Linked DNA regions of Homo sapiens: region 2 is linked to region 1. A link is an interaction called in ENCODE POLR2A ChIA-PET data of the cell type or tissue named here. Cell type or tissue: MCF 10A. All regions are shown on one strand. Each heading gives the region's core, and the rest is flanking DNA. Links, peaks and the distances in the headings are about the cores only. Region 1 overlaps ZNF366 (zinc finger protein 366). Region 2 has its middle 72 kb from the start of PTCD2.

What was found. Peaks named below come from ENCODE experiments on the same cell type or tissue, not always from the same donor. Only the 100,000 strongest peaks of a DNase experiment are listed, where the experiment ranks them.
Region 2: POLR2A ChIA-PET joins it to region 1 with 6 read pairs; 5 of 35 experiments call an interaction of 5 or more read pairs at or near these places.

The regions. Positions count from the first base shown.
Region 1 is chr5:72,483,289-72,487,688 of GRCh38, reverse strand. All of the region lies in intron 1 of ZNF366 (zinc finger protein 366), which reads left to right. Among named protein-coding and RNA genes, the nearest start is that of ZNF366, 22 kb to the left of the region's middle. In MCF 10A, for the core only: no CTCF peak of the experiment used is centred there; a DNase peak (open chromatin) is centred at 1,838.
Region 2 is chr5:72,390,239-72,394,638 of GRCh38, reverse strand. No RefSeq gene overlaps it. Among named protein-coding and RNA genes, the nearest start is that of PTCD2, 72 kb to the right of the region's middle. In MCF 10A, for the core only: no CTCF peak of the experiment used is centred there; a DNase peak (open chromatin) is centred at 2,088.

The DNA of each region.
Region 1 (4,400 bases), core at 120-4,119:
TAACAGCAATATGCTTATCTGAAAGTGGGTCCCTGAGGGAGAGGGACAAGGGTTGCTGTCAGGCTAAGGGCATGGTAGTTGACCCTTGGCAGCTAGAGTATCCCAGAAGCCAAAGAGGGTAAAGGAAAAGAGGAGGAGGGAGAGAGGAGGGGAGAAGGACTGTGAAATGATATCAGAAGACTAGGAAGAACCCCAAATATGGCCTTAAAAGGCATATGGAAATGACTTGGAATCAAATTACTGAAAACATAGTTGTTAGGGAACCACATTTTTTATTCATTATATTTTTCTGATTCATTAAAAAAGACAAAGTACTTTGTTTAGAGCAAAGCAGGTTTTAGCCTGAGGCAAATTGTTTAACCTTGCTGGGGTCCAATCCATAAAGCACGAGCTCAAGCACTGCTCAGCCTAATGAGGTGTAAAGTTGCAAAACTCTTTGAAGACAGAGAGCTCAATTTCAGTATTATGCATTATTGAATAAAATGCCAGTTTAGGAAGGAAACTCTCCGGTAGCATTATATATGCCTAAACTGGTAGCCAACTGGAAGAGCTGGTTGTCAAAGCTTCATGACAGAAAGAACCTAATTGTTGATCACTTAAAATGGAAAATAAGAATCAGGGCGTAGTGGCTCATGCCTGTAATCCCAGCACTTTGGGAGGCCAAGGCGGGTGGATCACAAGATCAGGAGTTCAAGATCAGTCTGGCCAACATGGTGAAACCCCGTCTCTACTAAAATACAAAAAGCAGCCAGGCGTGGTGGCAGGCGCCTGTAATCCCAGCTACTCAAGAGGCTGAGGCAGGAAAATCGCTTGAACCCGGGATGCAGAGGTTGCAGTGAGCCCAGATCAGAGGCCATTGCACTCCAGCCTAGGTGACAGAGTGACTCCATCTAAAAAAAAAAAGAAAAGGAAAATAAAAGAACAAAGATATAAGCCAGGCAGTAACAAATGGCATGCACCATTACAGCATTGGCTTGGTTCAGAGACAGATTCCTGAGCTAAAGAAGGCCTCATTTACTGGAATGGAAAAATGTAAGGCCAGGAAATTGCTCAGAGGTCTCCTGTCCTTTCCTGTACACATGGGATGCACTATGTGTTGGCTACTGTTTTGGATCAGAATCTCACTTTTAGAAATAGCCCAAGTCTGTCCTTGGGAAGGGAGAGAATGTTGTGGTATATTTGTGTGTGGTGGTGTAGGGCAGGGGAGGTACACAGGATGTTGGGAGGAGCCAGTTAGACCCTCCCTGAATCCAAACTGTTTCCTTGGGCCTCACAGTCATCAGAACTGAGCTGTAAGATTGGGCAGCCAATCTGAGTGCAAGGAGCCTCCAAGTCTCCTGAACTAGCACCAAGGTAGAGCTGAGTTGGTCCCACTGACAGCACAGGCCAATTCTGCATGTTCAAGCCCAATGGCTGGTCTCAAGTCTGCCTATTTTTCAGGTGCATAGGCTAAGCTTTAGTCTCACAGTCAACAGATGTTTACCAGGCAACAACCTCTCACGAAACATTATTTTAGGCAGCAGGAATATATAAGGAAACAAAAGACAAATATTCCTGTGTACACAGAGTTGCATTCTAGTGGAGGAAAATGAACAATGACTAAAGTAAGGTGCACAGTGTGTTAGAAGATATGGAGAAAAATTAAGTCAGGAAGGAGAGAGAATACGGAGTGCTTGATAGCCAGAGTTCGGGTGGCCTCACTTCAGACACAGTATTGTGTAAAAACTTGAAGGAAGCAAAAGAGGCACGTGGGTATCTTGGGGAAGAGCTGTCCAGGCAGAAAGAACAGCAAGTGAAAGGCCCTGGGGTAGGAGAATGCCTGGTGTGTGCCAGGAACAACCAGAGGCTGGAGAGTGGGAGTGGAAGAAGCAAGTGAGCAGGTGGTAGGGCATGAGATCATAGGAGTAACAGGGAGAAACTTCATGTAGAGACTTGTAGGCCACGGCGCGGACTGTGGCTTTTACTCTGAAATAGATGGAAAATCACTAGAGAGTTTTGAGCAGGGGAATAACAAGATCTGATTTACATTTTAATAGAACCTGCCTGACTATTGTGTTGAGCAGACAGGAGCCCAAGGGAGAAGACAGGAGAAGAGTCAGGAGGCTGTTACAATGATCCTGGAAGGAACCTCTGGCGGCCTGACCAGGATAGAGGCAGTGGAAGTGGTGAGAAGTGCTTGGATTCTAGACAGACATTGAAAATGGAGCCCGTAGGATTTGCTAATTCATATACCAGGTTACTCAGATGGCCTGTCCAAGAACACATTAGTGAACTGGGAAGAGGTAATAAAGAAGGAAGGGACACAGCTAGAGCAGGCAGGATTCCAGTTGTTCTTCCTTTGTTCCTTTCTTTAACTGAGGGTCTGTTATGGGGCAGGCACAATAGTGACTGTGAACTAACAGGATCCCTGACCTCATGGAGCAAACAGTATGGAGAGAGTCAGACATTAAGTGAATAATCACACAAATCCATGTAAAATGACCACTCTAACATGTGCTGAGTGTCAATGTTGAAAAATATTTTTTCCGCATTTAATCAAGAGAATACAATAATTACTAAACATTTTTTAATGTTTTTTTACTAAATTTTTGAAATCCAGTGTGCATTTTACATGTACAGCGTACCTCTATCCAGGTCAACTGAATTTGATGTGCTCAAAAGCCACACGTGGCTAATGATGAGTACTGAATTATACAGCACAGCTCTAAACCATCAAGCCACACACATTTTAAAGTCATGAACAAAGCACTGGAAATATAGGTCCTTCTATGGTAATTTAAAAAGCAGGTAAGACTTAAATAGAGCCTCTTGCATTTTAAAATTGAATACTTTGTCATTAATTAGCTGTGTGCATTTGGGGACATCAGCTTACTATCCTGTGCCTCAGTCTACAATAAGGAAGTGTGATGGGGCTGGGTAATGGGTACTTACCCTTTCAGTCTTAATGATCATTGACTCTGGATAAGGAAGTCCAAATAGTTTTTCCTTCTCTTGTCATCGCTCCTGAAGAGATCTTTCCTTTCAACCTTAACACCTCTATGATATCTGAAAGGTGGAATTTGACTAGTTCAATAGTGAACTGACAAAACTCCAAAATGGCCTTCATTCCAAAGCAAAAGAGTTGAATTTTTCTAGAGAAATTTGAATACTGACTATTTAAATGATTAATGAAATTATTATTATTATTATTATTTTTTTTTTTTTTGAGACGGAGTCTCGCTCTGTCGCCCAGGCTGGAGTGCAGTGGCGGGATCTCGGCTCACTGCAAGCTCCGCCTCCCGGGTTCACGCCATTCTCCTGCCTCAGCCTCCCGAGTAGCTGGGACTACAGGCGCCCGCCACTACGCCCGGCTAATTTTTTGTATTTTTAGTAGAGACGGGGTTTCACCGTTTTAGCCGGGATGGTCTCGATCTCCTGACCTCGTGATCCGCCCGCCTCGGCCTCCCAAAGTGCTGGGATTACAGGCGTGAGCCACCGCGCCCGGCGATTAATGAAATTATTGAGTTTTAGGTATAATATACTATTGTGGCTAAGTTTTAAGAAAAATTACCCATGTTTAAGAGATACATTCTGAAATATTTATAGATGAAATAATATGATGTCATGGATCTGTTTCAAAAGCATCCCAGTCGGAAGGTGGGGAAAGTGAGTGAGGTATAGATGAAATGAGATTGGTCATGAATTGAAACTAAGTATAAGGACAGATATTATTCTGTCTACTTTCATAGTTTGAACTTTTCCTTAATAAAAAGTTTTTTTTTTAAGTAGATCTTCAGACTTTCTTAGATTTTAAACTTTCCCCTTAAATACTGTGTATCCCTCATGGTACAGATGAAAAAACCTGCTTGAGGGCCAGGAGCACATGATTCTTACTTAATACTCCAGTGGGATGAAGCCCCAGGCCCATCATTCCCATCACAGTTTAAATATCTCTGGCAGTTTTAGTAGTAACACAACTTTGTTCTCTCATCCTTCCCCTTGGTACAGTTTAGGATCAATATCTAGAAGTGAAAGGCTGTCTCCCCTGTGATTCAAGGAGAGCCCCCAAACTCTGCCAGAGCCACACAGGTGTCCAGGGAGCATGGCGATATATCACTGGTTTGTACAAAATACACTGAAAATCTAGAAAGGTGCAGATGCTTGGCTCACAGGCACAAAGAATGTTACTTCTTCTCATATTGTGGAAGCTACATGCCACAGAGACAGGTAGGGGCTATCTGAGGAAGGATCTCAGAGGGAATGTGACCTCAAAGGCCAGGAAGCCAGCATCTGGGACCCACCACAGTGGTGGGTATAGGTCTCTTGTTACCCTGGGTTGCCTGGGCATTATCTAAATGTCTGGCATAATGCTCTAAGTTCAGTGTGAGCTTTCTTGTCTCCACCTGTTCACTTTACCCTCT
Region 2 (4,400 bases), core at 199-4,198, 93 kb after region 1:
ACATCGCTATTTTCTTTACCTATTGCTAGGCTTTTTTCTCCTCTCTTTTACACTCTACTAACCAGCCCCATCCTGTGCCACCAGAAAAGAGGTGAGTGAATAACAGGGAAGAAAGCACTGCCATTCCATCCTTGGACCATCTGGAGTTAAGAACTCCCCTCCTTAAACAATTAAGTCCTCTGTTTTTTCACTTATTGTCCCCAGAAAGAATCAATAATGTTATGTTGTTTGTTTTTTGAGATGGGTCCAACTGTTCTTCGAGACGGGGTCCAACTATGTTGCCCAGGGTGGTCTTGAACTCCCGAGCTCAAGCAATAACAACGTTAAGTTTTAACCACTTCTTCCCTTCCTGCTCGTCTGGATTGCTAATAACTGTTAATATTAATTTAATGTTAGGTTTAATGCAACATTTATCTCAGAATAACTTTCTTGCTGCGTTTTAGGGGTTTTTTCTCCCCTTCATTCAAATCAAGGTCATTTTTCTCCAATCTCAAAGCAATGTTAGAGACTGTGCCTATATGAAACTCCCTTATCACTATTTTTCTTCAGTAGAATACTTTTGAGCTGCTTTAGGGATATAGCAAAACAGAAAGAGAAGAATATATGTTCCCATGCACCCATTTATGGTAGAACCATTATACAAAAAAAGTCAGTCACAACGAAAGCATAATCCATAAAATATGAATGTTGATAAATTGGACTTCATCACAATCAAAAACTTTTGTACTTCAAAAGACCCCACTAAGTCAACAAAAAGACAAGTCGCAGGCTAGAAGAAAGTACTTGCAAATCATGTATCTAACAAAGGACCTGAATTTAGAACATATAAAGAACTCTTATAACTCGATATACAAGAAAACAAACAACACAATTTAAAAATGGACTAAACAAATATTTCACCAAGAAGATATAGGATTGTTTAACAAGCATATGAAAAGATGTTGGATGTCATTGCTCACTAGAGAAATGCAAAGTAAAACCACAATGAGTTACTACTCGATACACTAGGGTGACTAAAATAGAAAAGATGGACAATAAAGAGTGTTGGAGAGAATATGAAGCAATTGGAAAATTGCTGATGGGGATGGAAAATGGTACAGCTACTTTGGAAAATAGTTTGGTAGTTTCTGAAAAAAATAAACATAAACTCACCATACAAACCAGTAATTCCACTCTGAAGTGTCTATCCAAGAGAAATAAAATCAAGTATCTATACAAAGACTTGTAGGCAAATGTTCATTGCATGATTATTCATAAAAGCCAAACTTTATGCTAACTGAAAGGAGCCAGATGTACACATGAATACATATTGTATCTCATTTATATGAAATCTATAGAGACAGAAATTAGATTAGTGGTTTCCTGGGGCTGAGGGTGGAGTAGAGATTCACTGCAAATGGGCATGAGGCAATTCTTTGAGGCAATGAAAAAGTTGTAAAACTGGGTGGTAGTGATGGTTGCATAATTCTGCAAAAATAATACAATTGAAAACTTGAAACAGACAAATTTTATGGTGTGGAAATTAATCTCAGTTAGACAATTTCCTTAATTCAACATTGCTAAGTGCTTATCTTTAGCTTTATTGATTGGCGTTTGAACCTATGAGCCCACCTTAATTTGCTAGGCATTTACTCATTTCTGGGCAAACTAGCATCAGAGGAGAGGGTCAAAACACAGTACATTATCACCTGGTGCTATTTACCCCTGCATGAAAACTGAGCAACTTATACTCCATACAGACTTTTAAAAGTGTATGTTGATTTCCTTTAGCAGTGTACCAAATTTTGACAATGTTAGTCAATGTCTTCAAACTCTAATATCAAATAAACAAATACATTTGAAATGCTAACTCTTAAACTTTACCAGACTGGTCTTCTTGCCACTAAGAGGGCATTAACCTACTCTGGTTTCATGCTGATAGAAGGTCAAGAATGTTTGCCATCTGCCCTAACTCCGTTCAAACATCATGTGGCCTGCCTTAGAGCTGTACTATTTTAGTAACAAGAATTATCCACCTGGGAAAGAGGCCAGAGTAGCTGAAGAAACCAAACCAGAAGCTAACAGACAGAATCCCCTTGTTTGGCTTTAAGTACTTGTAATGAAATTAAACTTTCTTGTCAGACTATTTACACAAATGCCAGTTCCACACAGGTTATAACTGGACTCTGTGCTGCACAGCTTAGGCAGTTTACTCATCACCTACCAAATATGCTCTGCCATGTTAAGGTAAGAAGTTATATAACCCTTTTCTTGGCAAACATTTTAAGCAACAACAAAATAGCCATGAGCAACAGAGGAAATTAGGCTGTGATTCATTAAACAACTCCAACTTAAATGCTATGGTTTGCATGGGCTCGAGTCCTCACAAATATGAATTCCCCCTAAGTCTTGAGAGGTCATTTGTGCATTTGGAAATGGAAAGAAATCTGATAATAGATGTCTCCAAAAGTGCACCCAGTCAGCTGGCTCTTCCATTTTCCTTTGTTTTCATGATGGGCCAACCTGATTCCAGTTGGCATGCTCTGCCAGGTATAGTCATTTCTAAGGGGCCTGGAGTCACTCTATCTCCTTTAGGATATCTGAGTGTCTCTAGTATAAAACAAGATATATTGATTTGGAAGGCTAATTTATAATCAGTATGCTGAACAAGAACAATTCTTAGGATGTAATCATCAAGCAATTTTGTCTTCTGCCCCCATTGACTCTAAATTAACTCTTCAGACTAGTTCTTCTCCAGCTCCTGGAAGAAGTCTCAAACAATCTCATGCTATTTCTGGTCACTCTCTGGGAATAAAATATAACAAGTTTTGATCTCAATTCAGTAAGCAAAAATATTTGGCTTTATATAATCATTGAAACTCTAAACTCGGTTTAAGGCTAAAACACTTTCTCCCTCCCATTTGCAAGTTACCAGCAGACAGAGGAAGCGACTTAGCTTCTCACAGTCTGCTTTTGCTATCTTTATAAAATAACATAGACTGGGGGGCTTAAACAACAGAAATATATTTCTCACAATTCTAGAGGCTGGGAGTCCAAGATCAAGATGCTGGCCAATTTGGATCCCGGTAAGGGCTCTCTTCCTGGCTTACAGATGGCCACCTTCTTTCTGTGTCCTCATATGGTAGAGACAGCAAGCAAGCTCTCTGCTGTCTTTTAAGTACACTAATCCTATTAGATAAGGGCTTATGATATCATTTAACCTTAATTATTTCCATAAAAGCCTTACCTTTTAGAGATAACTCATTAGGAGTTGAGGCTTCAACATATAAATTCGGGGGGACACAATTAAGTGCATAACACTCATTTCCCTCACCTTTCATCTCCTCCTTCATTCTCTCTTGCACCCATAGTATCTGACCTTTGAAGTATGGGGAAAGAGGAGATTAAAGAAGGCAGGACCATTGATACTGTCTGGAGCTGGTGTGAGCCTTCAGCATCCTCCCCAGGCCTGGCAGGCAATAAACCCAATTCCTTTTCTTAGGGGAAATGTTTGGAAATGCTGTACTCTCTTCCTGTTCCATGCCACACCTCTTTCCTCACTCCTAAGAATTTCATGGCTGACCTCCAGCCTCTTCCTGGTGAAGCCCCTTCTCCTCTTCAGACAACCCACATGGACAGACATGAATCAACTCCACATCAGCTCTCTTTGGAATGTGGGCCATCAAGTACATCAGAAACCTTCATGCTTCCTTTTACTTTCTTCCTCTTGAATCTGAAGCTCTAGAAGAACAGGCCAATCATGATGCAGTGCCAAATTGCTTTGCTCCTGTAGTCAGAGTGTCTCTCATTTTCACACTCCCCAGGCAGGAGTCAGAATACATCCCACCCTAATGCCCAAACTGCAGAGGACACACTTCTAGCTTTCTGAGTAGTGTCCCTGAAGCTCTTCTTTTTTGACCTGAGGGAAGGAGAGACTCATTCCACTAAAATCATCCCCCCAGTTCTCTCTTCTGTAACAGATGTGACGAATTGGTCCTCAGCACCAATTCCAACCTATTTTCTTGGGTGCTTTCCTTCATTGCAAAATTGAAAACAATTATTTTCAGATTATTTTGAATTTAGGATTCTAAATGCAAATAACGTTCTGCCAATTGAAGGTACTTGAGGCCAGGCATGGTGGCTCATGCCTGTAATCCCAGCACTTTGGGAGGCCGAGCGGGTGCATCACCTGAGGTCAGGAGTTCAAGATCAGCCTGGCCAACATGATGAAACTTCGTTCCTACTAAAAATACAAAAAATTAGCCGGACGTGGTGGCGGGCGCCTATAAGCCTAGCTACTCGGTAGGCTGAGGCAGGAGAATTGCTTGAACCCGGGAGGCAGAGGTTGCAGTGAGCCAGGATAGAACCACTGCACTCCAGCTTGGGCAACAAGAGTGAAACTCTGTCTCGAGGAAAAAAAA